2 separate regions of the Homo sapiens genome follow, and region 2 is linked to region 1. A link is a loop called in an ENCODE intact Hi-C map of the cell type or tissue named here. Cell type or tissue: left ventricle myocardium inferior. All regions are shown on one strand. Links, peaks and the distances in the headings refer to the core of each region. The heading gives the core; the rest is flanking DNA.

Region 1 (7,003 bases), core at 1,534-5,533:
TAATTAAGGGTATGGTCTTCTACTAGTTTCTTCTGCTGAAGTCCAAAGGGAGCATTTTTTAGTCTACTTCAGAATTCATTCAAGTGATTTTAAGATGAATACCTATTAATGTTAATGCAATACACTGTACTTGTAAGTGACAACAAAATTCTAGAACAGCAGAATATTATTTACAACTGTAAAATTTTTAAAAAATAAATTATTAAATGGTTTTTATAATTGCAACGGCTGATACTCAATCATTTTTTCTGTCTATACTTTGTAGGGAAGTTTTCTTTTATTAATTCTCTACCAGTGTAACTCAGTGTTCAAAAGCAAGAAGCAGTCATTAGGGATGAGACAAACTCTCTTATGCATTAAAAGAACTGAGGGTTTTCTTATCTTTGCAAATGGTGATGAATATTCATTAACCTAAGAAAAGATTTGCCAGCTGCAAATCTTTGCAAGGTGCTCCAGTTCTCCAAGCCAAAAGGAAAGGAAAAATTATAAAGCCTCTATTTATCTGTACCACAAAGGATGAAGAAGATAAGCTTACAAAAGTGTTCTCGGGAGAAAAAATATCTCACTTCATACACTTTAGAGGAATATGTGCATTTAAATAAAAAACTGTGGTTTTTAGGTTTTTCTAAGGTTATCATAAAATGCCAAAAAGGGAAGAATATCTCATAATTATACTAATATTTAAGTTTATTTTTTTCTGCTATACTATAGGGATCTAGATGAAGGCTAAAGGTTTTTTCTCTTTCAAACAAAATATGACTCTCTGAACTAGCCCATATCTTACGTTATATTTAGTCAATATGAATGGGAATGGAACACTTCTGCCTTATAGGAAGCATATCTTTCTTGTAAAAATCTGGGTTGAATTCTTCAATATTAAAATATCCATTATTTCAGTGTTTTCTTGTGTTAAAATCTCAACTACATTTAAAGTGAAAAAGAAAATACTCATATATGTTAGAAAAATGTTAACTATATTTACTATCATAGTATATTTTCAGATTTTGTGTTTCTTTAGACAAGAATATTCCCACATTTTAATGCACAACCTAAAATACAAAATTTGAAAGTTTTGTCTCCATTTTTTCCCATAGTTCATAGTAAGAGTTACTAATGATCTGAAATCTATGATAATTTCTAATAGGAGAGAATGGATTTGTTTGCTTAAATCATAATTAGGAATAGTAAAACAATTATTTTGTTATTAAAATATTAGTTTATTTCATTAAAAGATGTCCGGAAGGACAATCTTTTATATGGGTACCTTAGCACAAATTGTCAAAAAAGGACCATGGCCTGCTGTGGTGATTCAAATGCGTGGTGACTTAAATGATTTAAATAATATTAGCAATGTGGACATCTTTCATTGAATGATGTCCAGAAGGACAATCCCTTAATGAAAGTTGTCCACGTTGCTAATGTTATCTTACTGGTGTCTTGGAACCATTTGGTTATGAAAAGAGGGGTAACACAAAGGAGTAGAAATGACTCATTTAAATCACCACAGCAGGCCATAGTCCTTTATTGGCAATTTGTGCTAAGGTATCTACCTAAAATGGGAAGCATTTATCTTCCTAACCCAATGTTGTCCAAATGATTATTCTTGATAAGCTGTCAATGAGAATTCTCTGATTTCCTGTAACTTTGTGGGAATTCTATGTGTCCATATTCTCCCTTCATGGAAATGAAAACAGATCCATTTCTGAAGACAGGAGACCTCCTGCTAATAAAAGTATGCTTCATGTTCTAAAATTATACCATTAGATGATCCTCATCATAATAGCACAAAGAGATCAAAAGGATTAAGGCACACTTATAAACATTTTTTCTTCTGTAGGATAGTTGGAAGATACTACTAATAAATTATTTTGGTTATCTATAATGTACTTGTGTCTATGCATAATCATTTAGAGAAAATATTTTAATGTAATATAGTATATGTACAGTAAGCTGTTTTATTATTCAGGGTATATTCATTAGTAGATCTCAAGTTTAACTGAATTTCCAAATTTAGATCCCCTTATTGGAACAATCTTCCTACTGCCTCTCACTTGCTGATTTGGCTGACTGAGAGCTGATTCTCAATATAACTTCCTCAGAGAGGCCTTATTGAGCCTCCTTCCTCTTTCTCTAGGTAAGGTAAGACACCACTTATCTTCCCCCTTCTATAACATACTATACAATGTTAGTTATTTGATTGGTAGTTATATTCCACCCCTCTCAAAACAAATTCTCAGCTCCATAAAGCTATACACTCTCTGCATGTTTATCTATTTTATACATACTGTAACCATAGCACCTAGCAAGTTGACTGACATGAAGTAGTCAATAAATAAGTGTTGAGTCAATAAATAAATACATGAAGTTTTTAGTGTTTTCCATTAGAACAACACAATTTGTTATATTGATTTTTAGTTTCATGCTCATACACTTTACTTGACTGGCATATCTTTACAAGTTGCCACCAATAATTGGTGAAACAAGATAATAGGTAGAAAATTATGGGGATGTGCAGCAAATAAGAATGATATCAGATACCTAAAACAAAAAAATATTCCACATCATAATCACCAATAATTAGTATTTTCATTCATTTATTCATTCATGTGCTGAAGTGAGCTCCTATCATGAGACACTAATGAAACAGCAATTATTAGACAGAAAATATCCCTGATCTTATGGAGGTTACGTTTTAGTAGGTGCAAACAGTCCATATAAGCAAATGAATTAAAAATAATAATGATTGAAGAAAACAAATTTTCTATATTAGTCCATTCTCACATTGCTATAAATAACTACCTGAGGTTGGGTAATTTATAAAGAAAAAATGTTTAATTGACTCACAGTTCTGCAGGCTGTACAAAAAGCATGGATTGAGAGGCCTCAGGAAACTTACAATCATGGTGGAAGGCAAAGGAGAAGGAAATACCTCTTACATGGTTGGAGCAGGAGGAAGAGAGAGAGTGAAGTGGGAGGTGCTATACACTTTCAAACAACCAGATCTCATGAGAATTCTATCATGAGACAGCACTAGGAGGATAGTGCTAAACCATTAGAACCCCCACCCCCACATGATCCAATCACCTCCCACCAGTCCCCACCTCCAATATTGGGAATTACAATTCAGGATGAGATTTGGGTGGGGATACAGAGCCAAATCATAACACAGGCCAATACAGTGGAGAGTAACTGGATGAGAAAGAGGGACAGAAAGAATCATTAAAGAAGGTGTTTGAAAAGATTGCTCTGAGGAAGTAATATTTGCCCTAATTCATAAGGAGTCAGTTAATGAAATGGATATATCAATAAAATCCAGCTTCTTTGATATCTTCAAGAAAATCATTAACCACATGAAACATATCTTAAGGGTACTCTTTAGCCTACAAATGATGGCTTGCCAAAGAGAACCTGAAAGTAATACTTATATGGTTTGGCTGTGTCCCCACCCAAATCTCATCCTGAATTATAGCTCCCATAATCCCCACGTGTCATGGGAAGGATCCGGTGAGAGGTAATTGAATCATGGGGGTGGGTCTTTCCCTTGCTGTTCTCATCATAGTGAATAAGTCTCATAAGATCTGATGGTTTTATAAAGGGGAGTTCCCCTGCACACGCTATCTTGCCTGCCACCATGTAAGATGTGACTTTGCTCTTCCTTTGCCTTCTACCATGATTGTGAGGCCTCTCCAGCCATGTGGAACTGTGAGTCCATTAAACCTCTTTCCTTTATAAATTACCCAGTCTTGGGTATATCTCTATTAGTAGCATAAAAGCAGACTAATACAAATACATTATAAATGTAAAAGTATGAGTTAACTTATAAATTAATGTAGGTTAAAAAAATCATTTTTTAGGATCATAGCAAAGAATGTAAGAAATATTCTTTATGTTTGTTTCAAAATCTGACACTGGCAAAATGTAAGATCTGCTAAACCATAGTAGATTTCAGGAGACAGAGAAATGGAAACAGAAATAGAGAGAAATAAAGAGAGTGAAAGAAAGACTCTCCTTCATATAAAGCATAGATACTATTACCAGCTTTCTTTTATTTTTGGTGTTTCCCAGAAAGCCGTGTTATCATCTATAGAAAAATATTTTTACTTAAATAGAGACAGCCAAGAATAAGGATGTTATCAGCTCTGGAATTTGCTTTGTTCAGTGGTCATGTGCAAAGTGCAGGAGATGAAAGATAGTTTAGTTCAGTTTAGTAACTGCTAAAACCAGAATAACTTTAATATGAGTTCTGTGGAATTAATCACATTAAGGGAACTTCTCACAGTACCTGACTTAGGGAAGAAGTGAATGGTTATGCGTGCAGTGTTGCTTTGTCTGATATTTGTTTGGACCCTAAGCGTTAATTATAAATGAAATTACAGATGTTATATACTATGTTTCAATTGTCAGTCTATATTTAGCAGAAACAATTTTTTAAGAATTCAGTCATTCTTTAATGTGTTGGTTATACCCGTGTAAAATTGTGATTCAAAATTTTTATATCATTATTGCACCACAAGGAAGAAACCCTAATTAATTAAAGAAAAGCATAGAGATAATCACAAAACCACACCCCTTTGCCTTCAGAAAGTAAAACAAACAAACAAACAAAATCCTGGACTAATTTTATGTGGCATTTATAAACAGTATACATTTCATTGATACTTGTATTTTCAGAACTATAGTTCTCATACTTCACCAGCAAACAAAAGAGCGTCTTCTCTTCCTCTTCTCTTTGTCTGAATATTTAGGTAAATTCATGCTTGGAACACGTAAAATTAGAAATTCTTATAGTCTTTCTTGTCATTTCAGTGCTAAATATAAAAATATTAACAAGAGTTAGCTGTGTTTTTAGTTTAACTGCTCTTTGTTTTAATATTTGTAAAATCTGTTTTTCCCTCATACACTTCAAAAAATGCATAAAATATAAATAGAAGCTTATGTAAATTTTCTCTGTACTTTGTTTGGTTTTGTTGGTAGGGAGTGGGGCACAAGTAGAAATGTAGCTCTTTATCCTGTTCTTATGTTTTGTTTCTTTAAATGAACATTTTCTGTAGCCCAGACCTCAGCAGGCTTCTGAGACCTTGTTGGTTGAGACCATTAGCTAACGCTAGTTAGTTAACTTGAACAGTTAGTCCAGAGTACCTCCACTCACATTCTGGATCTGTTGCTTTTCATCTCTGTAACCTTCTGGAAACTGCTTGACTACTCTATACCTTATTTTACTCATTGATAAAATAAAGATCATAGTATTTTTCCCACTTTATAATGTCATTGTGAGGATTGACTGAGTTAATGTATGTAGAGTGCTTAGGATACATCTTATATAGAAGCATTACACAAAATGCTAGCTGCTATTATTATTGTCACTTTCCTCCATCTGAGGGGAGAGAAATATGCAGACCTTGTGTCCTACTTCTGTCTTTGAGACCTTGAGTATTGCAAAGACAAGTGTAGGAATGAAATTATTGTAATATCAGAGAAGTTGTGAAGATTACATTGGAAAGTACTTAGAAGAGTATCTAAAATATAGACCACATTAAATAAGCGAATTTACCTAACCATATCTTTTTCTTAGTTCATAGAATTTATAGGTTATTTTTGATTCATTTACTTTTTAACAAAAAGTGTACAGTGCTAAAAGGGGAATGAGTGTCCAAGACATTTGAGTTTTACTATTGCAGAAAGATATCTCAGCTTTTATTGAGCTAAGACTTTTTAATATATTAAGTGTTTCTATGCAGTCACATCTGAGATGAATGCTACGTCTGCTATTTCTTAGTTATGTGATGTTAAGAAAGTTACAAAAGCTCTGTGAATTTCAGTTTTTTTATTTGCAAAGTGGAGTCATAATGCCTATCTAAAAAATATTTATTGTGAAGATTTAAAAGATAGATTTAGAAAACTTAGCATCATGTACAGAGCACAGAGTAGTACTATATAAATGGTATTAGATGCTCTCTAATTTTTTCCTGTCTAAATTATAATTTACTGTTTGGTTGACCTCAGCTTTTCACTGTTCTTGTGTAGTCATTCCTATTACCTACCAACTTAAATGGGCCAACATGCAAATAAAAACGTTGTTGACACAGAATACACTATACTCATGTTATAATTTTATAATGAATAGTAATAACTTTTCTGCTATGGATTATCAATATTTGATCTCAGACCATCTGTTTTCTTTTCAATGTTCTCTCACTATCCCTTCTCTTTTGTGATTTTAACTATCATCTGTCCAGGCCCTTTGGCATGAAATTTCAGTCTTCCCTATCTCCTCCTTCTTTTACTCTTTTCATAATCGAACTTTTGCAAAATATTTCTGTGTATTTCTTTGAGAGAAAATTGAGTTCATTTGCCCCCTCTTATCTATCCTATTAGAAGAATTCCTGGTGAAAGTGTTAGTCACATTACAATGTTTGGCTTTGTTTTTCACATCAATGCTCATTTGTCCTTTTATTAAAAAATCTCCACTTAACCTGCATATTCTCTTATACTTGAAATTTGAAATTTGTTGCTGAAGACCTGGATGTTCTCAGATTTTTCCTTATGTGTATGACATTTCTCTTTCTCTCTACTTCAGCATATACCCCTCTTTTTTCTTCAATTTCCTTTTATAAATTGAATAATTTAAAAATTCATCAGGATTATTGATCATTTTGAACAGTAACAAATACTATAAATATAATTTTAATTTACATTGAATTAATAATATTGTTTTGAAAGAAGGCAATATAATGATCAACAATTTTTTATTTGTTCAAATCTAGTAAAGTTCTAACTTAAGATATGTAATAATTATGACATATTTAAAATATGTCTTAGAAACTTATCTACCATAGTGGTACATAGATATATTTATAATGATGTAATAACCATAGTTTTAAGCAAACTAATTCACATTTTAATATGCATAAAATGCCACATATGCAAAAGGAAAGACATTTTCTAGCTACATATGTACTTATTTAACTTGATGGACAAACAGTGGCTGGGAAAGTGCGGTTCA
Region 2 (7,003 bases), core at 1,693-5,692, 130 kb after region 1:
ACATGTAAATGGTCACTTCTGGCTATCAGAAAATGTATTGATGAGTTAATTTTGGTTAATAAACATGTTGCATATATTAATAAAATTACAATGTATGTGTGAACATGTATTTACTACCTCTTCTGAAAAATATCGGTTATCTGTGGTATTAAATTATGTACTAAAATGGATTAATAGGCAAGAAGAAAGGACAAAAAGAAAACATTATTAAGCCCCAATGTGAAAGATAAAAATACCTAGAGAAAACTCAAAAGAAAGAGCTAATTTTGTTCAAGTAGCAAAACTGGCTGAAATGGTTGGACAATAAAATCCTAATCAACTAAATCTGGAAAACACAGAAAAGAAATACAGCAAATAGGGATAACACCTATACTTTCTTGATATAATGTTGCCATGGTGAAATATAACAACTTATCTGAAGAAAAAATATATAAACCTAAGTATATTTATGAAGAGAAAATCAGAACCTTGAAGAAATATACTGGTTAAATTCAGCTGATGCCTATAAAGGCAATCAAGTGAATTAAAAAATGAGGAATTATGTGAAAAACACAAACTTCAATGCTTTCTATGATGTTTTGACGCCTAAGAAATAATTTTTTACAATAGGTAGAGAGACACAATCACTCTCAGGAGATATGTAAGCTTCATAAATTATTGTAAATGTGCAACCAATTTTTAAAAAAGAAGACATACACACCCTGAATAGAATTATTCATTTTCTTCCTCTCTTTATTTTTCAAAGGAGATTTTGATAGATATTAGATAAAGTTTTTGAATAAAGAGAAATAGAAAGTTAGAGCTAAGATTCAAGACATTTTCTATCTGTGTTCTTGTTCATGAGAAATGTTATTCATACATATCCAATTTTAAAAGCAATAAAACATATTTTTGCTTTCCCTGGACCACCTAACCAAAGAGAGATACTTAATCCTTCTCTTAAATAGTTACAAGCAAAAAGTGACTTAATTATAACCCTGCAACATTAAGTCACTGCCATTCAATTAGAAACAAATGTTTCAGAGGAAAATTTTAATTCATTTAGCTTACAAATTCATTGTGACTCATAATAAGGAAAATGCAGATTAAAACCACAATGAGATGCTATGTTACACTCAGCAGACTAGCAACAATTAAAAAGTTTGACAATAATACACAGCATTAGAAAAGATATGACGCAATGGAAACCTCATACACTGTTGGTGGGAGTATAAATTGGCATAAGCATTTTGAACTGCTAGGATCCTGAAATCTCACTGAAAAATATATCCTCAAAAAATCATGGACATATGTGTACCAGGAGATATGTTAACAAAATGTTCATAGCCTCATTGTTTGTAATATCAAAACTGTGGAAGCAATCCAGATGTTCCTCAGCAGGAAAAAGGATAAATACATTGTGTTACATTCATACAATGGAACACTGTAATAGTGAAAGGAAAGAACCACAGCTATACCCATTAACAATGATTTATCTCAAGAACATAATGCTGAATGGAAGAAGCAAGTCTTCAAAGAATGTATTCAAGATAACTCCACTTTCATTAAAGTAAAAATAAAAGCAGAAAAATAAAGTAATAGTTTGCCCAGAAACCATATGTGGTAAAGTCATAAAGTAAAACAAGGAAATGATTAGTACAAGCTTAGGATAAAGGTTTACTTCTGAGAATGTCCATGTGAGTCAATCAGGGAAGAACATGATGGACAATCTTGGGTCTAGGCATACAGGAGTTTATTTATTTAAACAGTATATGTGTATGTGTTAATGTCCTTGTTTTGCTATAAAGAAATACCTGAGGCTGGGTAATTTATAAAGAAAATAGGTTGAATTGGCTCACGGTTCTGCAGGCTGTATAAGCATGGCTCCAGCATCTGTTTCTGGCAGAGCCTCAGGAAGTCTACAATCATGACAAAAGGGGAGCTGACATATCCTCATATCTCCTATCTCGTGGCAACAGAGGGAGCAAGAGAGGGAGCAGAAAGGTCCTATACTCTTTCAAACAACCAGACTTTGTGTGAACTAACTAAGCGAGAACTCACTTATCACCAAGGGGATGGTGCTAGGTCATTCATGAGGGAGCCATCCCCATGATTCAGTCTCCTTTCCACCAGGTCCCACCTCCAACACTGGGGAATCACATTTCAATATTCAACCTTCATATGAGATTTGGAGAGGACAAACATCCAAACTATATCAGTATGGTATACATAATATTCTACATACAAGAAATGTTCTTAATTATAAAGGTTTTTGTAGAAAAGTATGCAGAGTATAATTCCCTCCTAAGGAATGATGTATTTGTTATGAATCTATGTATCAAAATATATGAAATGCAATTTATTAGGGAAAGGTCAAGGGATCTGGATCGGAGATGGAGCTGCCTTATACAGTACTGATCCTATTTGAAAGTTTATTATGTGATTTAAATGTATAAATTATATATGATTTCAAGTTTATTATTATATACACAAAGGAATTTTGGAACAGCAATAATGACTAATCCTTGAATCAAGGTGTGTGTGTTTGTGCGTGCGTGTGTGTGTGTGTGTGTGTGTGTGTATTTACCCCTGAATCTGATGGTGAAAAGCGTCTACAAATTTGTAATTTGGATTATTACCAAGTTCCTAAGATTTTTAAGTTAGAATGATTCAGACAGGAAAAATGTGCCACCAACTCACAGAACTAATCATTCTCAGCCCAGAATTAAAATGGGAAGTATTACATACTTCTTGTTATTTATTGGTAGTTCAATATATATTTATAGTTATTATTTAGTTATTTGTAAAGACAATCACTTGATTTAAACATGCGTCCTACTTACTGACTTATTTTGTTATTGTTAGTTTGACTCTATTGTGTTATTATGCCCTATTCATACAACATCCAAAATACAGAAAAGAGAACACTATGTCAGGGCACACATGCATCATTTAAGCATCATCTCCATCTGTCCATTGAGCCATCCCAGACTCATTTGGTAGGTTCAGAATAAGTAGAGAGATTTTCACTTTACCAAACAGCACTGCTGCTTTAAATGTGGTATGATCAGTGTAGCCCAACCTGTAGAGGTCCTGAGAGACTGAGACAGATTTTATGACCCCTCCACTTAAAAGCAGAGTAATTATCTCGACCAATTGGGTTCAATCCTGAAACACAAGTCAGTTATTACCACCCAGGAGGTGGTATTTACTTTTCACAATTTTTTAAATAAATACTTTTCAGCTCTGATCAGAAGTAATAACCCTGAGACTTAACACTTACCATTGTCCCAGTCGAAAAGGCAGATAAGGCTTTACCATCCAAAAGTTTACACCAAGCACCTGGAAGATATTTGCATGTCAACTGAAAATGGTACCCACTGACATGCCCATTGTCCATGGCCATGTAGGCCAAAGCATCTCAATTTATGTGATTCAGCACTGGATTTTTATAATCTAACAAATTATATAAATCTAGCAAATCAAATGTCTTATTGGACTAATTTGTCTTCTTTTACAGCCTCTCCTTTTATCTTCTCTTTCTTTTCTTGTCTTTATTCTATGTGCTCCCCTTTTCTTTTAAGGTTTCTCTTACTTTCAAATTTCAAGCCTCCCTCTGATCTTTTAACTTGGTGAGCAATAATTACTAAGTTAATTTTGTTCTTAAAGTCATATCTTTCTATTCTTTAGTTGAGAATTTTGTTTGGATATACTTTGTTCTGGTTGGCTTTTCACTCTTTAATCTTGTTCCTTCCATTTCAAATTTCATTAATTTTTGGGTCAATCTCCCAAGCCTTCACATTGCATTTGTAAAAGCCACTGTCACCAGACCTGAAACAAAATGCATTGCTCTGGATTTACTCAAAAAGAGCAAAGTTTAGGATGTGCAACATTTTAAAATGTTAAATTCAATTTTAAAAACATATTTAAAACTCAGATACATATAGGCCGGGCACTGTGGCTCACGCCTGTAATCGCAGCACTTTGGGAGGCCGAGGCAGGCTGATCACGAGATCAGGAAATCAAGACCATCCTGGCTAATACAGTGAAACCCAGTCTCTATTAAAAATACAAAAAATTAGCCGGGCGTGATGGCGGCATATAGTAGAGACGGGGTTTCTTTCAAGGCTTTTATTTATGTAAAGTTTATCTTAAGTGCCTTTTACATTATTTCATCAAGCCTATTCAGATTAGAAATTTCCACTCTCTTGTCTTTGTAAAGACAGCCCTATTTTTTTTTCTATTTTAAGCTCCTTAGAATAAAGAAAATGTGTTGTAGAATACTGAGTTATCTTGCCATATATAAACTTATCAGAACAAATTGACTAATTTTAAAAACAAAATATAGTTTATGTTTTGTAATAATAACTTTATCAAAAATATGTTGTTTGATAATGACTGTATCAAATAAAGTCAGAAAGTTTAGGGATAAGAGTTAAGAAACAGGAAAGGATAGTGGTAGGAAGAAGCCATTTGACAATTTTTAAAAATGTTTTGAGTAATAGTTCATCTAAGACAGAGAGTTATTTAATCCAAACCAGTGTGCTGCTTATGATTTAAAATCCAGTCAGTAGTGTGATAAGAGAATATGTAGAAAAACAGTAAAATTACAACTTTGACACATTTTATATACATATTTTATCTGAATACTATGGATGTATGTTGACAATCAGTATTTTTCTCAAAGTAAAGTTATTGTTTTACTGAATGACATACATATTTGAACTCAGAAGAAAGAAAACCTTAATAGTGACATTTCTGGTAAATGAATAATTAGAATTCTGTTTTAAAAGAAAACAATAAAGTTAACACTGAATCTCAAACAAATGGGGAATCTAAATGGGAAAATAAAAGATGTATTATTATAATATGAGTTGGGTCCATTCATAATATAACTTGTGTAAAGATCCATAATGAGGCTTTCAAACAAATTATGATTTATTTAATCACAAATATGTATTTCAATTTATAAAAGAGTCCTTTGGCTGTAAGTTTAGAAAACTTCCATAACAATACAATGAGGTAAGGTCATTGACAGTTGGCATTGTTTTTAGAGTTATCTGTATTTATACATCAACACTGAAAAGCTTAATAAATTACAGACTGACAAACATGTCTGTTTACCAAACAGACGTAAAACTTTTTGGCAATTAAACAGAATTTGTATTCTGCTATAGATGTTTTTAGAAAAGATTAATTTTCTTTCCCTCAATTTCATTGCTAAGTTGTTTTTTTTTTCCTCCTTGTATAGGCTCTTTAGTGCTATTGTCCAGAAAGGCAATAAGTAACGGAATAAGGCTTTTGTTGGGAGGCAAGAGTTGGCAAGTCAGCCAGTTTCAACAAGAATTCTGCCAGTTTTAGCCATTGTGTGGCCACTTGGGGAAAGGCTTCAACATTTTATGTTAAAATACTGAGCAATCTTCTCATTTACCCTAATGTGAAAGGTCATTCCTTGGAATTTAGTAAAATCTGAACACTAAGTATATTACAGGAAGCATCTTTACTAACTTTTTTCCTTTCAAAGTCAGTGAAGAAATACATATTAGGTTGAAGTAAGAATAAAAAAATGAAAACTAATTTTTGAATATTTTCTTTTTGGAAATATACAGTGATTCTAACACCTTCAGTAATTTTACTCTGGCATCTCTTGAATAATATATAAACTCACATGAAGCCAATATCCAGTTTTCTGTGATTTAGACTCTAGTATAAAGAAACATTCATTCATTTATTCATTTAAATATTTAGTAAACAGTTTTGGGGCACCTAATATACAGGCACTTATCTAGGTGCTTCATATATATTAGTGAAATGAAAATCAGGCAGAAATCCTTGCACTGGAGCTTACGTGTTAGTGGGTGGCTGGAAAATAAAAAATAATAGCAAGGTTGGGTGCAGTGGCTCACACCTGTAATCCCAGCATTTTGGGAGGCCAGACTGGGCGGATCACTTGAGGCCAGGAGTTTGAGACCAGCCTGGCCAACATGGCGAAATCCCATCTCTACTAAAAATACAAAAATTAGCTGGGTGTGGTCACGCTGAGGTAGGAGAATTGCTCACACCCAGGAGACAGAGATTGCAGTGAGCCAAGATCATGCCCCTGCACTCCAGCCTGGGCAACAGAGCAAGACTGTGTTTCAAATAACTAACTAACTAAATACTAAACAAAACAAAACAAACAAACAAACAAAAAACCAACAAAAAAACAGTAAATATGTAAATTATAGTAGATTGGTGCAAGATGATTAGTATTACAGGAAAAAAGGACAAACTAAAATAGATAAAAAAGAAAAGAGGTCTGTGGTAGTATAGACGTAGGTTGATTTTAAATAATCATCGATGTAAGCTCTTTAGAAGAGTTCACATTGGAGCAAGATGGCAGGGTGGTGAGGGACTTAGGTATATGGATATCTGGAATAAGAACATTTTATGCTAGTTGAAAGAAACCCACAGGTAATTCTTAATTCTCCTTTAGAAAATGTGCGTCTCTTTCTTTAAATTGGTGGCAAATGAAATCAGAAGTACTGGCAGTAAGTAAACTTGTCTAGAGGTGAAGGACTTGATAAATGGAAGAAGAGACATTTAAAGCTGGAATACAAGATCTATAGGTCCATAAGTAAGGAAGATTAGCATTCTTTTCATACTCAGATGATAATGTGATGCTTATGTAATGTAGAGAAAAAGACAAATAATAAACTTAGAAATTATTCAAATAAATACTCCCTCATACTATTATTATATTACTATTATAATCTTATATCAATAAAATTATATGATGCACAATGATCTTTGTTCCTTACCCAAAATTTAATTTCATTGCAAATAGTTTTTAAACTGGAATGGATATACTGTAGTAACTGATGTCCATATGCATATTAGGTTGAACTAAAATGTCCAGACGAAAAAAAAAAGCATGTCTGTTATAAAGACTGTTTCCCTTCCATGTTGATAACATCACGCAACTATTTCTGTAAGGAAAAATGTAGACCAGAATGTAGGACAAGCCTTGAAGTCTAAACTATTT

The links. Hi-C counts contacts between places; a loop is a spot of excess contacts. Peaks named below come from ENCODE experiments on the same cell type or tissue, not always from the same donor. Only the 100,000 strongest peaks of a DNase experiment are listed, where the experiment ranks them.
Region 2: a loop joins it to region 1, with 4 times the contacts of the local background. A loop is called at or near these places in 20 of 110 quality-filtered maps.

What each region holds. Positions count from the first base shown.
Region 1 is chr2:187,303,652-187,310,654 of GRCh38, forward strand. All of the region lies in intron 2 of CALCRL-AS1 (CALCRL and TFPI antisense RNA 1), which reads left to right. Among named protein-coding and RNA genes, the nearest start is that of CALCRL, 140 kb to the right of the region's middle. In left ventricle myocardium inferior, for the core only: no CTCF peak of the experiment used is centred there; no DNase peak of the experiment used is centred there; H3K27ac peaks cover 1,192 bases.
Region 2 is chr2:187,433,336-187,440,338 of GRCh38, forward strand. All of the region lies in intron 1 of CALCRL (calcitonin receptor like receptor), which reads right to left. All of the region lies in intron 2 of CALCRL-AS1 (CALCRL and TFPI antisense RNA 1), which reads left to right. Among named protein-coding and RNA genes, the nearest start is that of CALCRL, 11 kb to the right of the region's middle. RefSeq lists a silencer at 1,787-2,081. In left ventricle myocardium inferior, for the core only: no CTCF peak of the experiment used is centred there; no DNase peak of the experiment used is centred there; H3K27ac peaks cover 2,742 bases.